Linked DNA regions of Homo sapiens: region 1 is linked to region 2. A link is an interaction called in ENCODE POLR2A ChIA-PET data of the cell type or tissue named here. Cell type or tissue: PC-9. All regions are shown on one strand. Links, peaks and the distances in the headings refer to the core of each region. The heading gives the core; the rest is flanking DNA. Region 1 overlaps GMDS (GDP-mannose 4,6-dehydratase). Region 2 has its middle 39 kb from the start of LINC02521.

Region 1 (14,878 bases), core at 3,991-11,990, 950 kb after region 2:
CTCTTGCTTTAATGGCGTATTATGAGCAAAATTAAAGTGTATTATTAAATGTGTCCTGAAATAGGCTGGATGCACAGTGTACAGTCAGTTTTAATGTTCATGGCATAAGTATCATGAGTTAAATTTAGAGTTGGGAAATTATCAGATATTCTGACCTCAATTTGAACTAAAGGCAAGTCATTGACCTCTGAGACTGAGTTTTCCTGTCTGTGAAGAGTTAATGACATACACTTGAAACACGGGTTGAGGTGAATCACAGCAAGACTGTATAAAACCCCAAAAGAGTAATCGGCTAATGTCTTCCTAGTACCCAAGCTTACTTCCTGACAGTACATCACAGTATTATTCCAAACCAGGACCCCCAGTGGCTAGACAGGGTTAACGTGTCATTCCTGCCCCATGAACCCTAGACTTACTGGCAAGTGATTTGCAGCATAACCCAAAACCTGATGTATGAATAATATTTGAAGGACAGTGTCATAAATTTACACTTTTTAAAAATAAGAGTTGTAATTATATGTGTGTAAATGTGAATGACTGCCTTAAACGTAAGCTCATGTTCTCTCTCTGATTCTGTATAGTGTTGCCTTGAGAACCATTATATCTGGAAATGTGGAGCAAAAAAGTCAAATAAGAGCTCTCGGAAGACTGTATGTTTTAGATCTTTTATCAGCAAGATCTCTGGGACAGCTAGTGGAGAAATCAAACAGGGAGGCAGCAGGCCAGTGATCGCCGTAATAGTTTAAACTTAGACCAGTAAAACGGAGCTATTTTACAAAAAACTGTGGCATTCTAAATCGTTGAAAGTTACGTTTCATTATTTGGGAGTGGTAATTAGCTAGACAATGTATGATTAAAGTATTATGAAACTAACGGATCTGACAGTTCTCTTTGCAAAGAAGGAGGCAAGAGCCATGCTTTTTTGTGTGCAGAGGAAGACTTCATCGCATATTCTTTACGTGTTCAAAATGATTCCTTGCTATTGATACTTGTTCTAAGTTTTCCCCACATAAATTACAGTAGCATTGTGAGGCTAGTTGTGAAATTAAGCCATACTTTATGGAGCTGCCCTTAGTGGTGATGTAAAATAATCTTTAGAGTCTCTTGTGTTACTGAGTACAGATCATAGGCAGCTTCAAATAAGTGGGCAGCTACATCAGAAAGCATGACGCTGGAGAGAAAGGTTTCCTTCCGACCAAGGTAGAACCTGAAATGTCCAGATATATTGGAAACATGAAATGTATCCAGCGTAACTTCCACTGCTATCTGCCACACAGAACAACCACACTGTTTATATTGTCACTTCTGAAGAGTAATAGTGAGGAGATCCTGAGGAGAGAGGATATGATAAGCCATTGCCCAAATTACAGAGCCCCAGGCCTATTCCATCTAATCAGGAGAAAGAGCTTTAGGCGAGGATGTCCTCACTCTCTCAAGAGATATATTTTGAGTCCTCACTATAGGCAAATAGGTATGGGCTCTGAACAGGGTGGCTAATGAACAAGACCGAGTTCCTTTACCGTCGAGAAGCCCCTGCAGGTACAGAGCACCCGAGCATCAGGGATGTGGGAACTGTGCTGGTCCCTGAGATGAGAACAGCTGTGGTTCAAGGGAAGACCAGACCGCTAGCATCGTTGTACTCTGAGAGGAGGTGGCATTCGGCTGGCACTGGAGGGATCAGTACAGTGTCGGTAGGTCCGGATGCTGAGAAGGACATTCCAGGAGGAAGGAAGGGCTTGTCCTTCCCCCACTCCGGCCTGAGAATGTGTCCGAGATTCCTCAGGACTCAGCCCAGATGACTCCTTCTCTCCAGAGCATTCCGTTCCACACAAGAGTGAGGACTCACACCCTTTCCTACTTTCCTTCCACTGTGCCCAGGAACTAAGTCAGTGTCTTGTCACACTACATGGCAGTTACTGGCATATGTGTCTGTGTCCCCTTGACCTTGTTCATTAGCCACCCTGTTCAGAGTCTAGTACCTATTTGCCTGTAGTGAGTACTCAAAATATATCTCTTGAGAGAGTGACCATATCCTCTGGTATAGCTGAAGGTATTAATTCTTATTTCAGTATCCCAGGTATCAGCTTCCAGACCCTTCAGCCTGCTGGGGACACTCTTTTTTTAGGATTTGGGGGTGGGGAGAAGCTGCTTAAATTCCTGTTCCCATCCAGCAGGAAACCCCATGTCTCCCCAGTAGCTCTGAGAATCACCTGGCTCCAGTGAAACTCCGAATGCCCTGCAGCCTCCATTTCCTACGTTCCACAGCAAATAAGATGTTCTATAACTGCAGGTGTTCAGCGGAGGGGTTATGTCTTGGTTAAGAAACCACTTTAAAGCCACATCGTGGACAGGCCTGTTCTCGAAGCTTCCTGGTCATTGTTTCTTGCAGAACACTGGTTCCTCTGGGAGGGGATGGAGTTCTTCTCCCTCTGCACCTGCCCAGCTGCCCTGAGCAGCCCTTGTCACCTTTATGCAAAGCAGTCCAGCCCTTTCCGCCATCCTTCCTCCCTAGCCAGGGCAAGGAAGGGGCAAGAGGCCTGGCTACCACCCGTGCCCACAGGAGCCATCAAGGTGGTCTTTTTGTAAGAGACTGAGTGAGCCCAGTAGGCCCCCTCTGACCTGGCTTTTGAACTAACCTCCCCACCCCACCCCCCACCACATGGGGTGCCCAGGACCCAGGCATTCAATGAATTCCTCTTCAGGGAGTTTTCTAAATGTGCAGAAGTGGGGAGTCTTCAGCCTATGCCTGATTCCTGGTTAATCTGACTTTTCCTGAATGCAGGATATAGGTGGAAAAAAATGGGAAATAAACCTGGAAAAGGAGGTTGGGATCATATTGAAAGATACTGGGCTGGGCATAGTGGCTCATGACTGTAATTTCAGCACTTTGGGAGGCCAAAGTGGGTGGATTGCTTGAGCCCAGGAGTTTGAGACCAGCCCGGGCAACATGGCAAAAATCCATCTCTAAAAAAAACATAACACAATTTAGCTACGTGCCGTGGCATGAACCTGTAGTCCCGGCTGCTTGGGAGGCTGCAGTGAGCCATGATCGTGCCACTGCACTCCAGCCTAGGTGACAGAGCCAGACCCTGTCTCAAAACACAGTGGTCAGATATTGGAGGTCAGGGTGAGAGTTTGGCTTTTATTTGGCAAGTAATGGAGGGTCCTGACTAAGGGACTGTCACAGAAAAGCCCTAGGTGGAATGAGCACGGACCCCAGAGCAGGGGAGGGCTGGTCTGTGAAGCGGGAGGATGCTGTCATCCTCCAAGGACACGGGAACTGAGGGCTTGGGCCACAGCAGTGATGCAGAAGAGGTGCAAGGAAAGCCTGGGTGCCAGAGGTACTGGAAGTGGCAAAATAGAGAAGAAGGAGCTAAAGGTGGCTAAGATTTTAAATCTCAAGGATGGGAGTGAGTGAGAGGAATGGTAACAGTGCAACAGGAAAAGAACAATTGCATTTAGTTGGGGGGAGATACATTGACTTCAGTTTTAAACATCCCTTGAGGCATTCTGCAAATACCGATCGAGTGCCTCTGCGTGCCAGGCACAGTGCCAGGTCCTGAAGACAGAGGTCCATATAGTGCACTCAGCACTGATGTTCTAGGGAGGCAGACGACAGGGTAGTGGGTGGATTGGCAAAATAACCACAGATTGTTAACAAGTCCTCAGAGAAATGAGAGGGACACTGTGCTAGAGAGAAGCGAAGTTGCATGTGGAGACTTCTCACAGGAGATGCTTGCTGTAGACAGGGTGACGCTGCGGTGGCCATGGGCACTGGCTGCAGTTGTCAGGCTGGAAAGAAGAATGCAGCCCTGGAATCCAGGAGAAAGGCAAAGGCTGAAGATAGAGTGATGTCCTCACATAGAGGCCATAGTTGAAGTTGTCTGCAGAAAGGGGCCCGCCCCAGGAGAGCCTGCAGAAAGCAGAGACACTAAAGCCAAGGTTGGACCCGGAGAGTGGGAGGAAAAGAGCAAGTGAGGCAAGGCAAGGACAGCACAGGGAACACCAGGCGAGGGCTCCGGACCTCCAGGAGGACAGGGTGAGCGTCCCCGGGCACTCGAGCATGCCGTGCACATGCCATCATGGGGGTAGAAGGCGCCATTTGCACAGTGATTGAAAAGTGCCTTCTGCCATCAAGACAGCATCCGTGGGATATTTTAGCGCTGATGGGTGCAGGAAGCTATGCTAGGCACAGCACGGGTGACTGAAAATGGGCACCATAGATTCTCTGCCCATGGGGGGCTTGCATTCAGTTTGGGGAAGGAAGTGTGCTGGATGACAGGGTATAAGAATCAAGCAGGCTGGGCGCGGTGGCTCATGCCTGTAATCCCAGCACTTTGGGAGGCCGAGGTGGGTGAATTACGAGGTCAGGAGTTCGAGACCAGCCTGACCAGCATGGTGAAACGCCGTCTCTACTAAAAATACAAAAATTAGCTGGGCGTGGTGGCACATGCCTGTAATCCCAGCTACTCATGAGGCTGAGGCAAGAGAATCGCTTGAACCTGGGAGGTGGAGGTTGCAGTGAGCCAGGATCACGCCACTGCACTCCAGGCTGGGCGACAAAGCAAGACTCCGTCTCGTTTAAAAAAAAAAAAAAAAAAAGGACCAGAGTCTGAATCTCATCCTGATACACCCCACTTCCTAACCTCGTGACTCTGGGCAAGTTACTCACTAAGCCTCAGCTTCCTCATCTGCAGAATGTAGGTGCTGGCCAGGCCCTGAGAGCCAAAGCTGTCAGAGCTTGCAGTGGGTGCAAGGCTCACAGTACAGGTGCAAGAAACGGCAGTGGGGGTGGCCGTGAACCCTGGCTCTGTGGTCACCAGAAAACCTCACAGTCCCTCCTCTTCGCCATAAATCAGGGACCTTGGGATCTCCTTCCTGGGCGGGCAGCAGGGATTAGAGCAGCTCCCTGTGGGACGGTACCTGGCTCCTCCCGACAGGAGATGCTGAGAAATGTTGGCTGACTTAGAGCACAAATTTGGTCTTCTAAAGTGGAGAGAATTTCAGCTGGGGAACTTGGGAAGGGAGGAAAAAGTGCAAGGTGGTGAGAAAGGCAGGAGCAAAGTGCAGGCAGCAGCAAAGTTTTGAGCCTGTGGGGAGTGCAGCCTAGCGGCTCATATGCAGCCTATTTATGGCAATGGTGAGACGCCAACAGGAAGGCAGGAAGGCTCTGGCTGTGTTGAGGGCAGGTTTGGATGCCCAGCAGAGGGCTTCCAGGTGGCAATCTGCAGTCCACCTGACAGGCCCTAGTCACAGCTGCAGTGCCATCCGCTATCGTTCACACGTTCGCTCGGGTGGAATCAGGGGTCTCCCCTGGCGGTGGAGGGCCCTCCCCGCGTGGGTCCCTGGAGGAAGAGTGGATCCTCATACTGGTGGCTGCAGGCTACTAGTATCTGCAGGCTGAGGTGCCGTGCTGACCTACCTCAGACCGGGGGTTCCTTGCCAGAAGAGCAGGCCGAGGACACGGGGCAATGTCAGTCACAGCGCTGGGCCCTGGGGCTCAGAGGGGAGGTGTCTGGGGACAACGGGGGCTGGGTAAGGGCCGTCCGCCCTGGGAGCCTTGTCAGCTGAGGAGTCAGGCTTGGCCTCTAGAGAGGGCCCACCTGCAGGGTGCTTTGCTCCTTTGTTTCCTCTCAGGGTTTTTAAAAGGACTTTTTTTTTAGAGGGGAGGGGAGCTGGGAAGAGACTTTCAACTTTTTTTAATTTTTAAACAATTTTATTGAGGTATAATTCACACATCATACAGTTCACCCACTTAAAGTATATGATCAATGGGTTTTAGTCTGCTCAGTGTGCAGCCATCACCACAATCAACTCTAGGGCATTTTCATCACCGGAGGCAAAAACTCCATAACCATTAGCAGTCCCCAGTGTCCCCCCCACCGTGGCCCAGGTGGTCACCTCTCCACCCCTGTCTCTATGCATCTGCTGATTCTGAACTTCCGCTGTCCCCACCTAGCTATAGGTGTGTATCCTTTGACCAGCATCCCCACAACTGCCTAAGGCCCTGGTAACCACATCCTACTCTACTAAAAGGACTCTCGAAGGCTCTCCTTGCCTCATTTATGCCATGGGAGCCGAGGAAGGCATGAGCACCTTGACAGCCACCTGGAGATGAGCACAGTTGCAGCAACAGAGCCTCGGGGGCTCAGCTGCCCCGTGGGCAGTCAGGGTTCGTTTTCAGGAAGGCGTAAGGAAATTGCATTTCCTTACAATGCCTGTGTGTCCTGCCAAATGGGCTGGGTCTCAGGGACACCAAGCTGAGTGAGATGCTGTCCCTGCCCCCCACACTTGTCTGGTCTGGTGAATCAATCCTCAGACACCTTCTATGAGGGCACCCTTGGAGATTCCGGCACATCTCACCTGGCTGAGGACCTCACCAAGCTCCACTTTTCACAAACTCCACAGGATGTGTTGAGAATCACCAGTTTCTCTGGGGAGACTCAGGGGAAGAGACTCAGGATAAGAAAATAAAAGGAAGTATGGACCGGCTCTGCAGGATGCCCCCCTCGTCAGCAGATCCCTCATGATGTGGTTGTGTTAACTCTGCTAAGACCAGGGCTGTTTAAAAGCCCCCAAAGATTCTCTGTGAAGAGCTATTTTAAAATAGGGGAAAAAACTCAGTGAGGAAGGGGACTCCATAAGGAGTAAAGGGAAGGGGCTTCGTGGGGCCCGGCTTTAGGAGCAGAGATCCGAGGCCCATCCTGATCTTCCTGTTGGACTTGGAGAGACAGACCGTCCAGGCCCAGCTTGCCTGTCGCCCACATGGGACCAGCACAGCTGCCCACCTGTGCTATTCACAAAGACACAAGAAGCCATCATGAAGCAGGCTTTATAAAGTCAAAATATTACTCCACGTCTGTTATGCATAAGGACTCAGGACGATGGTCACCATGGAACCCCGTTCTCCAACCTAGAGGACAAAGACCAGGTTGACCTTCACCTTAGGGGGAAGGTGGAGATTTTGAAGGAGAAATTTATTTTCTCCCTGACAAAACCAAAATTTTCAGACAAATCTGAGCAACAGTTATAGAACCTTTGGGGTAGGTTTAAAGACGGAAACTGGCCGGGTGTGGTGGCTCACGCCTGTAATCCCAGCATTTTGGGAGGCCGAGGTGGGCCGATCATTTGAGGTCAGGAGTTTGAGACTAGCCTGACCAACATGGTGAAACCCTGTCTCTACTAAAGACACAAAAATATTAGCCGGGCGTGGTGGCACATTCCTGTAGTCCCAGCTGCTTGGGAACCTGAGGCAGGAGAATCTCTTGAACCTGGGAGGTGGAGGTTGCAGTGAGCCGAGATCACACCACTGCACTCCAGCCTGGGCGATAGAGTGAGACTCTATTTTTTTCTTAAAAAAAAAAAAAAAAAAAAAAAAAGATGGAAACTGCCCAGATTTCAAGAGAATTGAGGCTTGCTGCGCTCCCCTTAGTTTCTGAAGAGCAGGGTTCCAAGTGAGCGAGGACAGGATGAAAAGGAGAGTGCTACGCAGGGCGATCTTTCTGAGCCAGGGGCCAGTAGGAAAGGACAGGGGCATCCTGAAGGAGCAGGTGAAACGAGGGCCTTCTTCGGGGTTCTGAGAACTTCCTAGTGTGCTTCCACTGTTTGGGACAAAAGAAGTGTGCCGAGTTGTTGGGGTATTTCCGCTTCACCTTTCATGAAGGTAAGTCAGAGAGATGCGTGGGGGAGCCCCAGGGCAGACCCCAAATATCCAACAGGAGGCTGACCAATATTTAAAAACCTGACTTTCAATTAATTAAATCCTGAAGAAGGAAAGGGAGAGAGAAGAGGGATAGAAAAGAGAGAGAGAGAGAGAGAGAGAGAGAGAAATCATCCGAGAGACGCGAGCTGTACGCGCCTGACTGCTGGAGGTAATGCCTTGAGCAGCAGAATGGAGCGCTCCTGTCTGGGCTGCTCAGGGCCTCTCCACGGGACCTTCTGTGCCTGCTCCATGCTCCGCCCTTCCCCAGTGCTAAGCACTGAGTCACCTGATAAAGATCGCAGTGGCCCTTCAGGTTCTGCCACAGGCTGGGGTCAGGCAGGCACTTGCCAGGTGCACGGCACCCTGACCTTCCACAAGGTATTTCCCTCCTTTGACAGGAAGAAGATAAAGCTTTTTTCCTGTCCATTCTGAGACGCAGGCTGTGCTGCTCCATGGCACTTTCTGAGTGCCACCAGCTGGCAGGGCATATTTCTCTCCATTTATCTTCACTAACGTGACAGTGACATAGATTGTCCCTGAGGAACACAAGACTAGCCCCTGAATTACATCCTTCAGGACCTCCAGGGTGCACAGGAATGGATGAGGACCTCACTGAGCCCCAGAAGCCCCTGAATGACAGCATGTCTCAGGATGTCCCAAAATGAGTCCAGTCCAATCTCCAGCATGTGAGTAGCCACCAGTTTCCCCAAGGGAACTCCTAAGACCATCTGCAGGCAAAGGGTCTAATGAGCACCCAGAGGAAGAAATATATACAGGGATCTTTCCTGAGGAAGCCAGAAATAATTCTCACAGCTGTGGAGCCAACGCCACCTGTAACAGCTTCCCTGACCCCAGCCCCATGGGGTCACTCTGGACTTCAGGGTTTCTAACCAGCCGGCCCTTCAGGGCCCTAGCCCAGCCTGCTCCCTCCACCTCAAGCTTTACCCAGGGCAGCCCCCACTGTCAATCATAACTCTGCCTAAACAGTACCGTGTTGGCATTCGTGACCCCCCCCATTACCCAATTTTCTTTTTATCAGAGGCCTTGTAACCACCTGATTGTTTCCTTGATTGCCTGTTTACTGACAGTGCCCCCACAGTAGAACATGAGCTCCCCGTGTGTCTGGTTGGCTGCTGTGTCGGCAGCCCTGGGCCTGCGCTGTGGGGATGCAAGGGCACATTCCATGTGCTCTGGAACCACACCTGAGACAGCCTGCCCTGCTGTTTATAAGAAATGTATTCTCTCCAAAACGGGCACCTAGAAGGCACAGCCACATCCAGCATGTTCCACGGGCATGGGATAGCCTCAGAGAGCCGCTCAGCAGAGAGGTCAGGGAGGTTCAAGGCTGGGGAGTGGCCAACACTTAAAGAGGGACCTGAGGCAGGAGGAGAGCGAGCATACGTGGAAGGCCTTACCCCGTGACAGGTGCATAACACACCTGCAGGTGTGGCATGCCTGAGGATGAGGACACCAAGCCACCTCAAACGTGGTGAATCTAGTGTCAACCTAAGTCTCTGTGACCCTAAATCCCATGTGCTTCTCCACGGGCACAGTTTCAGTGAAGAAGAGGAAGCATATTCCAGGCTGTCGGGAACCAACTGCATGAGGAGGGCAGCAGATTGCTAGAACTGAAGAGTGATGTGGGGGAGCCTTGGGCAACAGTGCTGCCGAGCTGGTGCCATGGACTGGTACATCCTTCTGGGGTCTAACTGCATCCCCTGGGCCCCAGTAGAGCCGTCACTGACTGTGCAGTGGCAGGAGCTGCTGTCTGTCGGGCACTTACCCAACATCAGGCACTGATTTTATCTCTGATCTTTAGCATTGGTCGATATCATTCAACAGGCTTATACATCATGGAACCTAGGCCCAGTGAGGTTCAGGGCATCCAGGAAGTAAGTGGCAGAACTGGAATTCAGCTTGGATCTGTGTTTTCATTTTGTTTTGTTTTGTTTTGAGACAAGGTCTGGCTCTATCACCCAGGCTGGAGTGCAGTGGTATGATCTTGGCTCACTGCAGCCTCTGTCTCCCGGACTCAAGCCATCCTCCTACCTCAGCTTCCCAAGTAGCTGAGCCTACAGGCATGCACCACCACACCCGGCTGGTTTTTGTAGAGATGGGCTTTCACCATATTGCCCAGGCTAATCTCGAACTTGTGAGCTCAAGCAATCCACCTGCCTTGGCCTCCCAGGTGCTGGGATTACAGGCATGAGCCACCGTGCCCGGCCTCAGCTTGGATCTGACTCCAAAGCTCATGCTCAGCTGGCGATGACTGCTTTGCACCTGGGGGGTCCACATTCAGCAAACGAGAGAGTTCCACTTGGCCCCCAGCCGTACTAAACGGGGCAGTTCTGGGAGGTTCTCTAACACCACTGGGTCCTTGAACAGCTGTCTGCATCTGGACTGTTAGCCTTGCACTTCGTCTCCCTACCTTCTGCTCGTTCCTCACAACCCAGCTCAGGGAATATCTTCTCTGGGAAGTATTTCCCAAGAGCCCTCACTTCACTGGCCTGTGAGCGCCTCCTGCGTCCCACTGTGAAGGTAGCTTAATCCTTCCACTTCCCCCAGTGGGAAAATGCTAGGCACGTCACCCAGTATCTGTTTCTGCAAGTGCCTCAGTGGCATCCTTAACATGGTGCGTTGTGGAGGCCACCACACAGCCCTCTCTCCTCCGCTCCTGCTCCTCTTCAAGCCTGAGCCCTCTCCCCGTATCCACAGGCACCCACCTCCTTATCTGCTAGCCTGCCCTTGTTGCCTGCCGCAGACACAGGTACCTGTCGGAGATCACCATCTATGTCAGTCTCCATCACTGACCTTGAGCTTCTGGGCTGACTGCATGTATGAACGAATGTTGGCCAGGATGGAATAAGAAGATTTCAAGGTGTCTCTTTCTTTCTGCACTCTCACTATCCAGACTCATGAGCTAAGTAGTTGTAGATAAAGTCTTTATGTACCTCCAGACTCACTCTACTCATGCAGGTCCCATTGACCTGAAAACATGGTCTCCCTCAGTCTCCACACCCTAAGGAATATTTGTGTTTCTGTTAGTAGTCATGGTGGTAGCATTAATAAGACCCAGAGAGTTCTTTCTAATTCTGTGACTTGGGTTCCTTTCATAGAAAAGAGTGCTCTGAAGGGAACAGATACCAAGCAAAGGTCCCTTGGTAGTATCCCAAACCCCAGAGTTCCCATGTCAGGTGGCTCTGAGTGTTCCTTGCCATCCTCAAAGGCAATACTTCCTTGAATAATGCCCCCCAGAGCCCAGTCCTGCCTGAGGAAGTCTGGGAGTCTCACGGCCTCATAGTGTCGGGGGTTGGGGGGGTGGGGCATAGAATGAATCCATGGGCACACAGCCAGTGGCCTGTGTTTAAGCTGCTCATAAGTATAAAGTTCAGGATCATGGCCATCCTGCTGGCACTCGAGGAGCTGATCAGTGTTTTCGAGAAAGCTACGTTAATTAACCAAATCAAAGATGCTTTTTCTTCAGCCAGGGTTCCCTCTGTGAAACCATTCATCTCCAGCTGGAGAAAAGCAGTGGAATTTTTGTTTTGCTCTAAACCCAGGGCGGCATCAGGCTTTTTTAGTGTGGGGCTTTGACATGAAGAGACCATGCTCATTTCTGCCTGGTGTCTCTCATGCCCCCCACCTTTGTTTCTAACTCTTAGGTTCCATTCCTGTCTCTGCTCTAATCTAATCTGGACCCCTGTAGCGCAGAAGCACATTCTCTCTCTTCTGTCCGTGTTGTTGGCAAATGCTTTCTTTACACACCTCAGCCTCTACCTGGTGGTGAACGCATGGCTTTGCATTTATTGTTACCAAGTGTCAGCACACATAACTAAAGAGAGAAGACCCTCAGGGGAGGTGGTCTAGGTTAATGGGCTAGTAACCTAGTCTTTGGAGTCAGATAAGCCTGGGTTTGAATCCAGGATCCACCTCGAGTGGCACACGGCAAGTTACCCACTTACCAGCACCGCCGTTTCCTTGCCTACCTCGTAGGACTGTTAGAAGGCTGAAGGACAGGGGGCATGTTGCTGCTGGTCTAAGGGCCCTCGGGGAACCCTTGTCTAAACTGGTAAAAAACCCATTCTGAACAGCCAGTGCAGGGACTGACTGGCCCACTGCAGAGGGAACTCCCCTTGGGAGCCTTCTGCATGGAGGCCTCTGTCCCCACAACAGTCTGCAGTAGGTCAGGCATTTGGTTATGATCTGTGCTGGTGCGGAACGTGCTTCCCCTTGTGCCATTATTTATGTGTGATGCAAGTGCTTCAGTGACCTGCTCCACCCAGGGCAATAAGGTGCCACAAGTGTCCGCTTTATAGCCACGAGAGAGCATAAGCACCCAGAGAGCCTGACTTGGCACAGGTGACAGCTCCCCGGAAGTCCAGCCGTGCCTTCACGGGGGAGAGTTTGAAGCAGTAGTTTCCTCGGGGCCTTGTTCAGCACACCAGAACTGAGTCAGACCTCTGCCCTCCAGGCCACCTGCCTCCTCACAAGTGCTGTCTGCGGGGCCGGCCGGGAAGCACATGCCCAGCTGCGGGGCTCCTGGGCCTGGAGAGATGCCTGGAAAGGCCTTACTGGGCAGAGGTGCAGGGAGACCAGGGCCAAGGGAGGCCTCTCCACCCTTTGCCACCTGACAATCTGCTGAGTCACCCAGCTCCCCCAGACACCTGGCTTGACTCAGACTCAGTGCAGACAACGAGCCAGATGGAGCCCAGCTGGGACACCTTCAGTCCTACCACTCTGCTGCCACAGCTGCCTGGAGCCATGCCTGGCGCTGGGCTAGGAGGCACAGTGCGGGGTCCCCAAGGCAAGAAGCAGTCTCAAGGTGTTATGCGAGCACCAGCAGGCCTGGCAGAATGGCAAGCAGTAGCTTGGAGAGGGGCCGTTAGAGTTCTTCCGGTCCCAGCGATCCCCCGTGTGCAGGTGAGGCAAGCCCAGGTTCAGAGCTTGTGCTACAGGGCCAGGCCTAGGCCTCACCTCTCCTCCCTGCTGCCTTCCACGCCATTCCCATTCCTGCACAGAACCTTGGGCAGGTGAGGCATGGGCAGACCTTCCGGGGCCCACTGGTACGGGTAAGAATCAAACTTGCAAGGACATAACCGTAGCGTGGTAAGGGCTGCCTGTGTGGCAGCCAGTGCCCCCAATCCTAGGCTCATGGTGTCAGGCTAGGCCCTGAGCTCTCCATCCTGGGGGCTCATCCCTCCATGGGAGCCCGTTCCTCCATGGGGGCCGCATCAGCACCAACCTTCCAGGCACCTTCAGGACGGCCAGAGAGGTGTTGGTGGCTGTGTTCTCACATGAGTCTCTTGATCATCTTGTGAGTGATCTTCATGCTGCACGCTTCCTTGTATAACAGTTAAATGAAGTGAAAGTAACTTTGAATTGAGTCCAAGGGTTGATTTTTGCCCAACTTCAGCCTCAGGCTAGCCCTTTGTCAGCCCTGGCTCAATCTTTATATTGTCTGTCTTCTCCAAACTCAGGAATCCCAAGACCTTCAGAGTGGGCATTACTTTGCAAAGATGGGCCTACTTTCTACGCCAACAGGCTTTTTAGAATTGATGTGGCCAGATTTCTAGAACTATCCCACACTCTAGGCCACCCTTGTCCCTCTTTCCTGTGTTTATTTGGAGAGCATGTTGTGCACATCAAAGAAGAGGTTCCTGCTGGTGGTTTCATCAAATTACTGAGCAAGAGAAGCACCGAAGAGATGCAGACATTCCTGGAACAGATTCCTCGTGGCACGCGGATCTCATCCCTTTATTTCTATTTCCGCTGACATTCTGGGAATGTCTCTTTTCTGTCGTCTCCTAGTCCTCTTTGTGATGAGGAGGGCTGCCACGGTGGCAGGTTACTCTGGAAATGCGACGTAGGAAAAGTGCCTTGTGAGGAAAGGGCTCTAACCAAACAGTAGTGTCCTAAAGATAGCCCCAGCTGAGAGCAGAGAAGAGCAGCTCCCAGACGCAGTGCTGGAGGTGCCGAGGCTGGGCCCTGCTTGCCTGGAGTGGCTGTGGGTTATGTACAAGGCTGTAATCAGTAATTTCTCACATTTGGATAGAGCTGTCTTTTCCAAAGCGCCTTCACATCCACCGCAGTATCATTTTAGGCAAGTTGGCAGAGTATGAACCAGGCTCTCGTTTGCATCTGCAGACTTGAGGGCCACACCCCCCGGTGGGCTTTGCACAGCACAGACCCTCAGCCTTGTCAGTGAGGCTGGCCCCGACGGCAAACAAAGCACCTGCCAAGGGTCGCCGCACAGTGTCGCCCTCGGAGTCCCCACCAAAGCTCCCATCAAAGTCAGCCTGATTATTTTCCACTGCATTTTCCTGAAAGGATGTTATGATTTTCTAGATGTTTGGTGGCCGGCGATAAATCAGGCTTTTATGATGTCATGTGAAAGGCCCCCTCTCGGACTTCCTCCTGCTGCAGCCGGAGGATGAAAGTGGGCCATGTTGGTTGCGCAGTGGACACAGCTTGCCTTAACCCTTTCCTCGCCTGTCCCGTGGACCAGGGTCACGGAAGAAGACAAGCTGTTTCCCCTCAGCCTGCCTTTCACAGGAGCATAGCCAGGACATGTGAAACGGAGCCCCTTTCCCAGAGCTAAGCAGACTTGCTCAGCAGAGAGGCTTTGGCCTCAAATCAGGATCAAAACAAGAAGGCGTGCTCCATGGAATGATATGAGAGATCACAGGTGATTCTCTAGAAGTAATCTTTTGGAAGAGTCCCTGTTCTCTAATCTTGAAATCGTGAAAAAGGAGATGACACGTAATGCTGGCAGGGCTGTGGTGAGAGGCACACGCAGACTCCACTAGGAGAACTTCGCTTCTGGCATTGTTGATTCGTAGAATGTCTTTGAAAGCAATAAAAACGTTCTCATTCAGATGAAAATCCTAGGAGTTCTCTGTCAGTCCTCTTTCCCCCACCACCGCCTCCAACCCCAGGGAGGCCTTTTCTGCTCTTTCTCCAAGATCATCTCAAGTTCACCCACGCCTTTCCGTCGCTATGTCCCCTCCCCACCCCTCGTGTCCAGGCCACCATCGTCTCTCACCACATCTGTGACTGGAGTCTCTTAGCTGGTCTCTCCCCTGCTCTTGCCCCTCTTTCTAACCCACAGGCAGCATCTGCAGGCATCTTTGAACTCATGCATCGCAGCATATGCCCCCAGCACTTAAAACCCCACTG
Region 2 (14,878 bases), core at 2,997-10,996:
ATGGATGTACTATATCTTCTCACTCAGCAACATGATCTGCCTTTCCATTTTATTGCCTTTTTTTTTTTTTAATCTTAATAAAGTTCTTGGCCAGGCACAGTGGCTCACGTCTGTAATCTCAGCACTTTGGGAGGCCAAGGTGGGCAGATCACCTGAGGTCAGGAGTTCGAGACCAGCCTGACCAACATGGTGAAACCCTGTCTCTACTAAAAATACAACAATTGCCCGGGCACAGTGGTGGATGCCTGTAATCCCAGCTACTCAGGAGGCTGAGGCAGGAGAATCACTTGAACCTGGGAGGTGGAGGTTGCAGTGAGCCGAGATCGCGCCGCTGCACTCCAGCCTGGGTGACAAAGTGAGACTCAGTCTCATAAAATAACATAAAATAAAGTTTTTAAGGCTTTTTTCTAAATAAATACCTTCTATATTCCTCTTAAAATAAGTTTAATTTGTAGACAGTTCACATTTTTAAAGCTATTGTGAACATTTTGCAGTTCTGTTTAACATTTTCAACATATTTCTTTTTCATAACTCTCTGCTGCTAGATGCCTCATTACAAGAGCTAATTGTCCTAAAATATTTTAGGCAATGTTCGACTCATTTGTTAGTATCTGTGAATAGCTCTGAATTTCCTTATCCCTGAGGACAATTTTCTGTCACTTCACCAATATTTACTCCTCTGTCTTCACCCTGTTGCTTCTTGACAACAGTAAATAGGAGTGGTCAGCATGAGCCTCCTCTTCTTAACTTTGATAGAATTGGCTCTAACTGACACCATCAAGTATGATGTTGGCTGTTGGTTTGAAATATTCTTTATCATATTAAAGAAGTATCCAGTTTTGGCTTTCTGAAAGTTTTCATTCTGAAAGGATGTTGACTTTTACCAAATGCCTACAGTCTATCTGCTAAGACCCTTAATGGGGGCATCCTGTGTTCATCTGCTTTGATCAGAGACACAGATTGATTTGCTGCCATTAATCAGCCTTAAGTTCTAGAATAAACCCTACTTAAGCGTGAGTTTATGCATTGATATTCAAAGTTTAGATTTACTTATAGATTCTTTTCTTTTTTGCTCCTTCTGCCAGTAAAATTACCTGATGTGACTTTCCTATTTCTACATGTTTTTAAATTATTCATTATTATTATTCCCTAAAAGCTTAAAAGAACTTGCGCATAAAAAAAGTGGTTTATAGAACTTTTTGAAGCAATTTATTTGACATCTTTTCTCAATTTCTTCCATGGTATTGGTCTGTTCTAATTTTCTATATTTCTTTCTTCTCAATTCAATTGCATTTCAATTTCCCATTTTATTACCACAGAGTTATACATAATTCTTTTTCATAATATAATTTTCAAAATGTGAAGGCTTATTTCTGCCTCTGTGTTCATAGACATCTCAGTCTGTTCAGGTTGCTGTAACAAATCACCATAGAATGAGTGGCTTATAGACAACAGGAATTTATTTCTCACAGTGCTAGAGGCTGGGAAGTCCAAGATCGAGGTGCTGACAGATCCTGTACCTGGCGAGGGCCCTCTTTCTAGTTTGCAGATGGCCATCTTCTTGTTGTATCCTCAAAGGCAGAAAGAGAGATAAAGAGCTCTCTGGGTTCTCTTGGTAAGGGCACTAATTCCATCATGAGGGCTCCTCTCTAATCACCTCCTAAAGGCCCCACCTTCTAAGACTATCACCTGGGAGGCTAGGATTTCAACAGGTGAATCCTGGGGGATGCAAACCTTCAGACCAAAGCAATAGAGGACATGGCTAACATGAAGAAGAATGAGGGAAGAAGGTAAGACATCTCTCCAGGCCTCAGTGAGATGCAACCCTGTGGTGCTGAGAAACCTAAGGAGCCAGAGGGTTCTAGTAGCTCAGCCCTGTGTCTCGATTGCTCACAATGAAGATGGGGAGGTGTATGCTGTGAAAGCCACACACAGCTTGGTGTAGCCAGGTTGGCCCAGGGTATGCTGCAGTAACAAGCACAATTTCTCACTCACGCTCCATGTCTTATCTGGATTACAGACAGGCTGTGCTCATCAAAGTCCCCCAGGGTCCCAGGCAGACGAGGCTCCTACAGTTATCATTGGCCATGGACAGGATGTAAAGAATAGTGGCCTGACACTCACAGCTTCTGCCCAGAAGCAACACACACCACATCCTCACCTCCATTGCCAAAGCAGGCCTGTGGCCATAGTTAACTCACAGAGGGTGAGGCACAAACCTGCTCTGCACTGGAAGTGAGAGCAACAGCACCAATGACTACCACTGGCTCTGAAAAAATCAGCTTCACCTACTCCCTCACGTTGCCGGAGCAATGTCCACCAGCTTAGACTTCTGCGGTTCACAATTTAACCCCCAAAGTGAGTGATGTAGTATGTTAAGGTTTCTGGAAGAGAAAAGGAGAAATATTTTGGGGGGAGTTGGGGTGGATGTTGCCTTTTCGTGCTCATCAAATCATTCACCAGAAGTGACTGCTGACTTTGCTGGGATGTGGCCATATAAGAAAGGACGCCATGACCTTGGGTAAGCATGAGAACCATGAGCTAATTAAAGAGCATTTCCAACTGTCAACTGGTGGTGTCATTATAGGAATTATTCATTGCAGTTAAGGACATCTAGAGCTTTCCCAAGATGGGGTAGTACAATGGTGAATTACATGTGTCAACTCGGCCAGGCCGTAGTACCCAGTTGTTTGGTCAATACCAGTCTAAATGTTGCTGTGAAGGCATCTGTTAGACGTGATTAAGATTTGAATCAGTAGACTGAGGAAAGCAGATGACCCTCCATGATGTGGGTGGGCATTATCCAATCAGCTGAAGGACTTAGGAGGAAAGGCTGAGGTTTCTGGAAGGAATTCAGTCTGACCGCTGCAACATCAATCTCCTAACTGAATTGCCAGCCTGCCTGCCTGACAAACTTCAGACTTGCAGGGCCCCACAACTGTGTGAGCCAATTCCTTAAAATAAAATTTCTTTCTCAATGGATAGATAGATTAGACACAGAGAGAGAGAGAGAGAGAGAGCAAGCAATCCTATCCGTTCTGCTTCTCCAGAACACCCTGACTAATGTAGGAGGCCCCACAAGAGGCAATTATTTCTTGTTTGCAAGGCCACTCAATAGAGATGCTGCAGAAGAAGTGTTTGGGCATTTCTGGGGTAAAATTTGGTAAATATTAAATACTCTGTCCTCAGAAGAAACCCATACACCCATCCATTGTATGTGCACACACTTTTGCTTATGATATTAGTGAGTTCAGTCTCCCGGAAGCTTATTCCCACCCTTTCTGACTAACATGGAACTGTGATCCTCTCAACCCTGCAAAGTTATTTTGTGTCACTGAACCATCAAAGAACCTTCCTTTTCATAGTTCTCCCCAATCTCCCATGACTTTGTTGCCTCATGCACCACACACAGAAGAGATGGGTGTGACCATGAGCGTGGGGAGGTTGAACAGTGCTGGCGTTGGACACAGGGCAGGAGCAGTGAGGGGCAGGCCCACCTGCAGGGGGCCCTGCAGTCAGCCACACACGGCGCCACTCCTGTTGCGGTCATGTCACCCATGCCACCATTGCTGCTGTGTGCCTGTGTGGCTGCCCAGGTCTGTAAGACAAGTAAAAATGATCACCAGGACAAAAGAATGGCTTAAAATATTTCCACTTAAGAGAAAACAAAAATAAATGTCAGGACCAATCCTACCCATGGACGAGGCCTTCAGACACAGAGGCCACCAAAAGCTAGCTCCTCTCCCCAGCACTTGGCTCAGATAGGCCCTGCCCAAAGGGAGCGCATGGGCACTGAGGAAGGTCCGGTGACCCCCAGCGCGCGCACACACACACACACACACACACACACACACACACACACACACAACCTGTGGCTGTGTGTGGCTGGGCAGTGGACACTAAACTTAGGTTGCCTTCTCTTTGAATAAATACAGTGTTTGTGCTTCCACAAGAGTTAGTTCAAAGCGTCCTCAAAGAATCATCCTAATATTATAATGCTCATGAAATCCAAAATGACAGACCCACTTTTTTTTGTTCATATTCAGACAAAGAACAGAAAGGTGAAGTGACTTTCTCAGAATTAGAAGAGAGTACTGAGAATAGAACTGTGGTCTCCTTGCTCTAAGTGTAGAATTAAATCAGTCTCCGAACCTGACGTATAACTGGCCCTTGTGTGGACTTTTTGATCCCCTCTAATTCTCTAATGTGTGTCTCAGAATATTTTGGATCTGGCTTTATTTTCTTAAAGCAGTAAAGGACCTCCTTATGTTTCCATTCACTTTATTTTAACAGCATTTTTTTTTCTTTTAATGATTTTTTTCCCCCGGAGCTGTTTCTACGTGGAGGAAGTGCGGTATAGCATCTAGAGGAAGCCATATGTCTGTGGTCCATTTTCTTTGACTGGAGAGACTGAGTGGTCTCAAATAAAAAAACACTGCTTGCCAATTGTCAGGCAGGCAGGTCAGGTGATGAGGAATTGGGGTGAGGGGCTGTGGTCTCCGTGGCCCCTAATCCCTCTCTCTCCCACAACCCCTCCCACCCATAAGGGTGTAACTCTCTCACTGGCTTACATGGAGCCTGCATCTCTCCAACATAACACTTCTCACAGTTGCAATAAAACAGTTGTGTGTGTAATTAATGGTTTAATACTTGTCTCATGAAAACATGACCTATGCAGGCTGGCATCATGGGCAAAGAATCTGTGCAGCCGCACAGGGTCCCTGAAGGGACCCTCACTGGATTTAATGCTCTGCTGTTGCTGTCTTGAATTTTTTTTTTTTTTTTTTTTTTTTTGAGGTGGAGTGTCGCTCTGTCACCCAGGCTGGAGTGCAGTGGCGCTATCTTGGCTCACTGCAATCTCCACCTCCCAGGTTCAAGTGATTCTCCTGCCTCAGCCTTCTGAGTAGCTGAGATTACAGGCATCTGCCACCACACCTGGCTGATTTTTGTATTTTTAGTAGAGATAGGGTTTCACCATATTGACCAGGCTGGTCTCAAACTCCTGACCTCAGGTGATGCACCTGCCTCAGCCTTCCAAAGTGCTGGGATTACAGGCATGAGCCACCATGAAATTCTTGAAATAAGCCTGTCTTTAAATTCTTAGCAATTTTTTAAGGGCCCTGCAAATCAAGCAGCCGGCCCTGGACCTAAGTCCGTCTTGTCTTTGTTGTGTCCCGGGCTCAGCACCGTGTGGACAGCAAACACACAGTGATTGTTAAAAGTTGTTACTGAATAAACTCATGAAGATGAGCAAGGACAAACTTGGTTATTTCAGTTAAGGCCGATTCTGGAAGAGGGGAAGATGAGCAACGCTTCCAGAGTTCTCAGGAGGCTGACTCTGACATGGGGGTTTGTGTATGAGAATCCTCAGGGAGTCCTCAAGCATTGGCCAAGGTACAGGTTGGGTGATGCAGTCACACAAAGAGTGCCTGGGCCCCCATGCAGGCTGGCAGGGCCCTCGGGGTGGCTGGGGCTCAGTGACCAGAGGCAGGTTGGCAGGAAGGAGGTGTGCTTCCCAGCAAGGCGGCCCTCCAGCCTGGTGCAGTGGTTCTCAGCCGGGGTGATTCTGCTTCCTGGGGACATTTGGCAATGTCTGTGGGCATTTTGGGTTGTCATGACTTGGGGAGGGCTTCCAGTGGGTAGAGGCCTGAGAGGCTGCTGAGCACCCTCCAATGCACAGCTGGCCCTCCACAACAAAGGACCACCAGCCCTGAATGTCATCAGCCAAGGGCAAGCCTTGCATGGCTGGGCCTTACTTCTTCCCAGACATCTGAAGGCAGCATTTCCATGAGCCTGGTGGGCTTGATTTCCTGGGGGGAAATGTGTAAAAGGACAAACCACAGCCCCAGCCACTGCAAAGGGTGGGAAAGCAACAACAGGTGTTCCCCATTCCAGGATTCCCCATGCTCACCGGGCACCTTTGCTGGCCTTGGTGGCTCACCTAGTGGCACCGTCTCTCGATGCCAGCCCTGAGAGGGGCTGTAGAGCCCTGTAGAGCAGCTGGAGTTCATTTCTGGCTCACACTCATGCACTGTGTGATCATATCTCAGCATTGCTCCTCCTTCTTGAGCTGGCCAGGAAGGACCCCTCCCCATAAGGGTCTAGAGGTGCTTGAGGGAGAGGCACTGCTGCCACCCAGTGGGCGGCCTGGGGTCTGGGCACCTGCCCAAGTGGCTCCCCCATGCCTCCAGCCTTGCACACTCTCATGTTATGATGGATGACTTGGCTGGGCCCATCCAACCTTACAACCTGGGGGGATCTGAGAGAACTTAGCTATGATGGGCAGTTCTGGCTTTAGGGTCACTTGGTGACACAACTTTGGCACTCTACCAGGGTCTCCTAGCTTACTGGGAGTTGTTTTCCATGACGTGTATAATTCTCCTCTTCGGGTGGCACGGCCCTGGTCTAAAGCCCTTGGGACTATGTTGGAATTCTCCTACTGGGGCTTGTCATATATTCTATGTAGCATCTTTCCCCACAGATACCCCCATACCACAGAGTCTGCAAGGTTGTATGGCTAAGTGACACTTCCTTGTTCCACATCTTGATCTCACTCCACTCAAAGCTGACATCCCTTTGCTTTTCTTGGTATAATGGATTAAACTGTCCGCTCCATGCAAAAGAGGTATCCAAGTCCTAACCTCTAGTACCTGTGAATGTGACCCTAAAATAGTCTTTACAGATGTCATTAAATTATGAATCTTGAGATGAGATCATTCTGGATGTAGGGTGGGTCCTAATATAATGACAAATGCCTTTATAAGAAAAAGGAAAGGGAGACCTGAAACATATAGAAATACACAAGGAAAAGGTCACATGAAGATGGGAAAGGGAGATCTGAAACATACAGAAATACACAAGGGAAAGGTCACATGAAGATGGGGGCAGAGATTGGAGTGCTGCTTCTACAAACCAAGAAATGCCAGGAGCCTCTAGAAGCTGAACGGAAGGATCCTTCCCTAGAGCATTTGGAGAGACCATGGCCTTGCCAACACCTTGATTTTAGACTTCTGGCCTCCACAACCATGGGAGAGCAGGTGTCTGTTGCTTTAAGCCCCCCGTTTGTGGTGATTGGTTACAGCAGTCCTAGGAAATACCATAATACTATATGGCTAGGTATGAAGGATGTTGTCTCCATGGCTTCTCAGGTGCTATGCCTCCTTCATGGCGGGAGGTGTAAGAAGCAGTAATGTGTCTTTAACTTTGGAGGGATGTCCTGGCATTCCCAGACTGCTGGATCTTATAACTTTTATTGATGTGGTGGCCTCTAAATTATCATGGAATTTATCTCCCACCTCATAGAGTGCATGGGTCTTACTATAGCATCCAACATACTTGCCATATCTTGCCTATCTGCTCTAATTAGCAAGCAGTCATCAGCACAGTGGGCCAGTGTGAGTTTCTGCAGGTGTCCAATGTCCAGGCCTCCCCAGGCTATATGATCATAGAGGATAGAAGAGACATCATGGCTCTGTGGCAGAACCGTACGTGTGCAATCTTGTCTGATCCAAAGGAATGTGTATTGTTTCTAATCCTTTAGGCATAGAAAAGAGGATCAATGGCTGTATTGTTAATCTGCTTCTGCAAGATGCCACATCTGGCACTGCAGCTGCACTTGGGGAGTGCCTTGGCAGAGTTTGCAGTTGTTCACTGCTGTCTTCCAAGACCTGTCTTGTTCTTCTGGGGAGTGACTGGTGGGTGACATGGAGATTTGATAGAGGACTATTAATTCCAAGTCCTTTAGGTTTTGAAGGGTGGCACTCATCTCTGCCATCCTCCCAAATGCAATACTGTTTCTGACTTGCTCCTTTCACTGGGGATGGGCAGTTTCTGAGGGTTCAGCTTGGCTTTTCCTGCCCTGATAGCCGATCCACAGGCCCATGAACCAACATGAGAGTTGTGCCAGTTATGAAATATGTCCATGCCAATTATACACCCAGGGACAGCGAAGATGACTACGGGGTGGGTCTGTGGGTCCTGTGGACTCCTGTAGCCCAGACCTGTGCCAGGACTCCACTTATTAACTGGCCTCTACATGCCCTGCTCCATCAAGGTAGCAGTGGGGACATAATGACATTCGGGATCCCTGGGTATTAACATCAATTTGGGTCTTCTGTACAATCATCCTCAAAATAGTTGGGCATTCCCATTTCCCCAGTGTTCAGTTGTCTGAGTGAACAGCCATAGCTCCCTTTACAGAAGGACAGGAAATGATTATACACACTTGTCATGGTGCTGTAGGTTTTCATCCCATTGGCCTGGCCCTACTTCAGTCAATGAGTGCAAGACTAGAAAGCAGGCAAGGGGATCTTGACACTCTCTTTTTTTCTGAGATGGAGACTCACCCTGTCTCCCAGGCTGGAGTGCAATGGTGTGATCTCGGCTCACCACAACCTCTGCCTCCTGGGTTCAAGCGATTCTCCTGCCTCAGCCTCCTGAGTAGCTGGAATTACAGGCACCCACCACCATGCCCGGCTAACTTTTGTATTTTTAGTAGAGACAGGGTTTCACCATTTTGGCTAGGCTGGTCTCGAACTCCTGACCTCAAGTGATCTGCCTGCCTTGGCCTCCCAAAGTGCTAGGATTACAGGCGTGAGTCACTGTGCCTGGGCTTTTTTTTTTTTTTTTTTTTTTTTTTTTTGAATCAGGGTCTCACTCTGTTCACTCTGTTGCCCAGGCTGGAGAGCAGTGTTGCAATCATGGCTCACTGCAGCCTCAAACTCCTGGGCTCAAGCAATCCTCCCACTTCAGCCTCCCAAATAGCTGGAACTACAGGTGTGTGCCACCTCACTGGGCTAATTTTTAACATTTTTTGTAGAGATTGGGTTTTAGTATGTTGCCCAGGCTGGTCTTGAACCCCTGACCTCAAGCAATCCTCCTGCCTCAGCCTTCCAAAGTGCTGGCATTACAGGCATGAGCCACTGTGCCCAGCCAGATCTTGACTTTTTATGGGGATGGCTGTCCTCAGCCTCTTGCTTATCCACCCTTGATGTCTGTTGTTCTGATTTGAGCAATCAGTGCTCTTGCTGGCTGCTCAGCCTTCTTGCCTCAGGGATCTAGCCTCTGTTACCACAGTAGCTGTCTACAGGGCAGGCCTCTGGCTGCCTCCAGTCTTGCCACTCCCTAGGATAACTGATGCTGAAGCCCTCTCACCTGACCTCTGCTGTTCCAGCGGCCTCCTCACCAGTGTCATCAGGGAACCTGGTTCTGTGACAGCCCTGCCGGGGTTATCCCTGGCCTGATAGGAGGGCTGCCACCGAGCTTCTCCGGGAGGCTGGTGCCCTCACTGTGGCATTCCTCAATGCTATCCTAAACAGAGACTCCTCAAGTCCCTCCTGCAGAACGTGGTCATCGGGTGGGTTTTCTGGCCTTGCCTAATGTGGCTAGTCTAGCAGGCCCATTTCCTGAGGCTGTGATCCTTTCTTCTACCATGAGCTGTGGAAGTTTGGGTCTTTCCACCTCACTTGACGTGGACCATCACTGGTGTGCAGCACCATCTCCAGGGTCAAGTCTTGAATCAGGAAGCATTCCTGTGTATCCATACAGTCCTCCTCAGCCAACTTTGGCTCCAGCCTTCTCAGCATCCAGTCCCATCTATACTCTCCCAATCCCTGCCAGCTCACACTGGCTGGGTCCTGCAGCTGTCCTCAGAATAGGCCCTAACCTGCTCCCCAAGACCAGCACACCTCCAGCCAGATTAGGCTGTGACTTAACCCCAGTGAGTGGTCCAGGTGCAGAGAGGGACTCAGGACAGATCCAGAGCAGGCCTGCACTGTCTCATGAGGAGAGGCCTCTGCACCGACTGCACAAGGGGAAGGTGCACACCTCAAACAGGGGGAAGTGGGTTGCTTCTGGCAGCCAGAGGGTTCAAAGGAACCTGGAGATTCAAAACTTCCAAGTGCCTCTTCCCAAATGTCCCCATCCTAGGACTTAGAGTCCCACTCCTCCCCAGGCGGGTCCCTGACCCTGGCTTAGCAGCCCGGCCTAGGTTGAGAGTTCAGCTTTCTCTGGTGTTTCTGATGTTGAGTCCTGAGCCTGGCTCTCACCTCTGTCGCCCTTTGGCTGCAGCACATGGAAGTGTCTCCTATTTTACCAAGGCGGCCTTTGGCTCTCAGGCCCAGCCATTCACAGCTGTGTGATCTTCCACGGCCTTTCGTCTTGTTTTCTGAAGAACCTGCCACCTCTAGCAATAGTCTTTCCATTCCACTGCCCTTATAATTTTTTAGTTCCTCCATATTCCTCCAACACTTGATACAGTGAGCCCTTTGGTACCTTCTTTCCATCACTGTGACATCCCTGCCTCCTCCAGTCTGAGTTTCACCACTGCCACTCTGCTCCAGAGCCAACCTACAACTAGTGATGGGGCTCCCACTGCCAGTGGCAGGGGTGCAGCACTGGGACCCCACTTGGTATTGCTTCCCCAGACAATCCTGAGACTAACAGCTGCTGATCAGGTGCCCAGGACGTGGGCCTTCATAAAAGAAGCTCTCAGAAACTCCTTAGAGAGTGCTGCTGGGCAGACCACCTATGAAGGAAGGAAGGGAGCAGGGCTGGGTGGAAGATGAAGCTCTCAGCTCACCCCACAGGCAGCCCACAGGAAAGCTGGGGTGTTCTGTGGAGTTGCCCCAAATTGGGATAAGGGGACCAAGCCTGAACACTCCATAACAACTAGTCATTTGGACACAAGCTGTCCCTAGGAAAATGGCAGGAAGCTTGAGTGAGGTAGCTGTCTTCAGCCAAGAGCAATTCCTGGAGAGGGTTGACAGCTGAGCTCTGTCAGTCAGCAGCAACAGCCGTAGTAATACAATAATATCCATTATATAATATATAATGTAATAGTATGTTATATAATAATTATATATTATTTGATATATAATGTAATTGCATGTTATATAATAATCATGTGATATATATCATAATTTGTATATGCATAATATATGAAAATATATCATGTACATAACATTATATATTATATCATTATATTCTACTTCATTTGTGAAAATTGGTATAAGCAGCAATAGTACATGCTATGTAATATTAGGTATTGCTATGTAATAACTTCATATATTATATTTTAAATTATATTATATATCGTGATGTGTTATGTCCTGTTGACTTTTATTAATAGATATTTAATTATTGAGAGCCAGATTGCTCCAAGACCTTAGGATCAAGAATGCACTTGCGTTGAAAGCAGAATGACCAGCAACAGCATCTCACCTTGGCAGAGTCAAAAGGAGCATCAGAAATTTTTCCCCCAATTTCCATTAACTGGGGCTTGATTCTGGCAGGAAAATGTCTTGTTCCTCTACTTTATGCAAAGCGTGTGCCAGGCAGTCAACGAGCATGCACTTTTGCACATTTTTCAGACACCCTTGTTGGCTCCAGCCTTGGTAGCACATGGCTGGGCTATGGCAATAAAAGTCTGGCAAGTTAGCAACCCGTGCTCTCCTCAGACCCAGGGAAAAGCATAGCTTTATGGTCACCAGCAATGGTCTGGAGACTGTAGTTTTAAAACATTGTACAGTCAATTCTCCACATGCATAGGAGTAGAACAAATCATCTGAAAGGCTTTGATATTTGGCTCCACAGGCATTGTGCATGGGGAGTAAAAGGGATTGATTTTTGTTTTGAGTTGTTTTAATTTTTGTCTTTTGCAGGTTTACCTTCTCAATTATATTTTGATTAGATAAATTGTAAAACTGGGCTTCATTCCCTCGGTGCTTTCTGGCTGAAAGATGGAGAGAGTGGCCAGAAGTTAGCCCAGAATTAAAGTTAGATAAAGCACAGATTACAGTCCTGCTGATAACCAAGACTTTGCTATTGACTTTCTGAGCTTAGTTCTCTGGCACAAGAGAAAGACTGTTTTCTTTTAAGCTCACAGATGTGCCTAGGTCTCAAGCCTATCTAATATAAATCTTGCAGGTTTGCCAAACAGTAAGACTTTGGAAAGTTTTACCAAGAAAGCCAGGCTTACATGCAGCAACAGCACCATTGTCCCTCCAGTGTAGACTACAATTTACATGCAGAAGAATGAAGCCAGACCCCTATCTCTCACATTATACAAAAACCAGCTCAAAATGGATCAAAGATCTAAATGTAAGATCTGAAACTAAAACTACTGGAAGAAAACATAAGAGAAATTCTTCAGGACGTTGGTTTGGGAAAAGATTTTATGAATAAGGCCTCAAAAGCACAGGCAATCAAAGCAAAAATAAACAACTGAGATTACATCAAACTGAAAAGCTTCTGTACAGCAAAGGAAACACTCAACAGAGTGGAAAGACAACCCACAGATGATACAAACTATTCATCTGACAGGGAATTAATATGCAAAATATGTAAGGAAGTGAAACATTTCAACAGCAAAAAACAAACAGTCCCATCAAAAATGGAGAGAGGTCTGAACAGACATTTCTCAAAAGACAACATGCAAACGTCCAATAAATATATGAAAAAATGCCTGGGATCATGGTGGACGGGAGGCAGGATTAGATTGCATCTCCGGAGAGAGCAGCATGCAGAGTCTCGCACTGTGAATCTGAGCTTTAGATCCACTGCAAGAACAAACCAGCAAAACTAAGAGGATCCACAGACCCTCTGAAGGAAGTGGATTCCTCCTGCAGGACCCAGGAGACACCCCAAATACTGTGAATGCCCCAACTGCAGAAGTGGGAAAGGGAAACCCCCCTCTTCCAAACACTCCCCCCTCTCCCCCACTGGAGAAGCTGAAGATCTGTTTGTGGGAGAAGTTTCTGACTTTACCTGGAGCTGAGTCAAGTTAGAGAGCCCAGCAAAACACAGGGGTAGAGAAAGCAGCAGAAAGGCCCTGGGAGCTCTTTGGGTCCCCTAGCAGCCCATTCCTGCCTGGCACCACAGGGATCCAGCAGGAAGGTGGCCTGAGGGGCAGGGGGTAACACTCTACAAGGAGAAGGAATTCTCTAGCTGAACTTTGTAACAATTTGAAGAGAACAAGAAGCCTCCTGGCCAGAATTCAGGGGAGGGCGCGAATCAGGCATGCAGACTTCACAGTGGGGGTGGGGGGATGGGGCATAAATGAAAGCCCTTCTCTCTCACAGCTGGGAGGCAGGTAGCCTCAGGCAAGTTTTCAAGCCCGTCTCACCCTCCACCTAAAAACAGACTCAGGGCTGTTGGGGAGCACGGTGGGAGTGAGACTGGCTTTTTGGTTTGCGTGGGAGCTGGATGAAACCTGTGACTGCCAGCTTTCCCCCACCTCCCTGACAACCTGCATGACTCAACAGAGGCAGCCTTAATCCTTCTAGGTACACAACTCCAGTGACCCTGGACTCTCACCCTCACCCACCACAGCAGCCGCAGCAAGACCTGCCCAAGGAGAGGCTGAGCTCAGACACGCCTAGCTCCGCCCACACCTGATGGTCCTTCCCTATCCACCCTGGTAGGGGAAGACAAAGGACATATAATCTTGGGAGTTCTAGGGCCCCTCCCACCACTGGTCCCTCTCCACACTACTACAGCTGATGCTTTCTGGAAAGCATCACCTCCTGGTAAGAGGCCAACCAGCACAAAAATAGAGCATTAAACCACCAAACCGAAGGACCCTTACAGAGTCCAATGCACCCTCTGCCACCTCCACCAGAACAGGCGCTGGTATCCACAGCTGAGAGACCCATAGATAATTCACATTCCAGGACTCCATGCAGACAACCTCCAGTAACAGCCCAGTGCCAGGTAGACTCGCTGGGTGGCTAGACCCATAACAGAGACAACAATCACTGCAGTTCAGCTCACAGGAAGCCACATCCACAGGAAAAGGGGGAGAGCACTACATCAAGGGAACACACCGTGGGACAAAAAAATCTGAACAACAGCCTTCAGCCCTAGACCTTCCCTCTGACAATGCCTAAAATGAGAAGGAACTGTAATATGACAAAACAAGGCTCTTCAACACCCCCCAAAAATCACAGTAGTTCACCAGCAATAGATCCAAACCAAGAAGAAATCCTTGATTTACCTGAAAAAGAATTCAGGAGGTCAGTTATTAAGGTAATCAGGGAGGGAACAGAAAAAGGTGAAGCCCAATGCAAGGAAATCCAAAAAATTATACAAGAAGTGAAGGGAGAAATATTCTTGGAAATAGATAGCTTAAAGAAACAACAATCAAAAATTCAGGAAACATTGGACACACTTTTAGAAATGCAAAATGCTCTGGAAAGTCTCAGCAATAGAATTGAACAAGTAAAAGAAAGAAATTCAGAGCTCGAAGACAAGGTCTTCAAATTAACCCAGTCCAACAAAGACAAAGAATAAGAAAATACAAACAAAGCCTCCAAGAAGTCTGGGATTGTGTTAAACGACCAAACCCAAGAATAATCGGTGTTCCTGAGGAGGATGAGAATTCTAAAAACCTGGAAAACATATTTGGGGGACTAATTGAGGAAAACTTCCCCAGTCTTGTGACAGACCTAGACAGCCAAATACAAGAAGCACACAGAACACCTGGGAAATTCATCACAAAAAAGATCTTCACCTAGGCACATTGTAGTCAGGTTGTCTAAAGTTAAGACAAGGGAAAGAATCTTAAGAGCTGTGAGACAGAAGCACCAGGTAACCTATAAAGGAAAACCTATCAGATTAACAGCAGATTTCTCAGCAGAAACCCTACAAGCTAGAAGGGATTGGGGACCTATCTTCAGCCTCCTCAAACAAAACATTTATCACCCAAGAATTTTGTGTCCAGTGAAACTAAGCATCATATATGAAGGAAAGATACAGTTGTTTTCAGACAAACAAATGCTGAGAGAATTCACCATTACCAAACCACTGCTATAAGAATTGCTGAAAGGAGCTCTAAATCTGGAAACAAATCCTGGAAACACATCAAAACAGAACCTCTTTA

What was found. ChIA-PET counts read pairs that join two places held together with the same protein. Peaks named below come from ENCODE experiments on the same cell type or tissue, not always from the same donor. Only the 100,000 strongest peaks of a DNase experiment are listed, where the experiment ranks them.
Region 1: POLR2A ChIA-PET joins it to region 2 with 5 read pairs; 2 of 35 experiments call an interaction of 5 or more read pairs at or near these places.

What each region holds. Positions count from the first base shown.
Region 1 is chr6:1,634,655-1,649,532 of GRCh38, reverse strand. All of the region lies in intron 9 of GMDS (GDP-mannose 4,6-dehydratase), which reads left to right. Among named protein-coding and RNA genes, the nearest start is that of FOXC1, 32 kb to the right of the region's middle. RefSeq lists enhancers at 4,689-5,636, 12,426-12,957. In PC-9, for the core only: no CTCF peak of the experiment used is centred there; a DNase peak (open chromatin) is centred at 7,982; H3K4me3 peaks cover 304 bases; H3K27ac peaks cover 1,253 bases.
Region 2 is chr6:2,587,704-2,602,581 of GRCh38, reverse strand. No RefSeq gene overlaps it. Among named protein-coding and RNA genes, the nearest start is that of LINC02521, 39 kb to the left of the region's middle. In PC-9, for the core only: no CTCF peak of the experiment used is centred there; no DNase peak of the experiment used is centred there.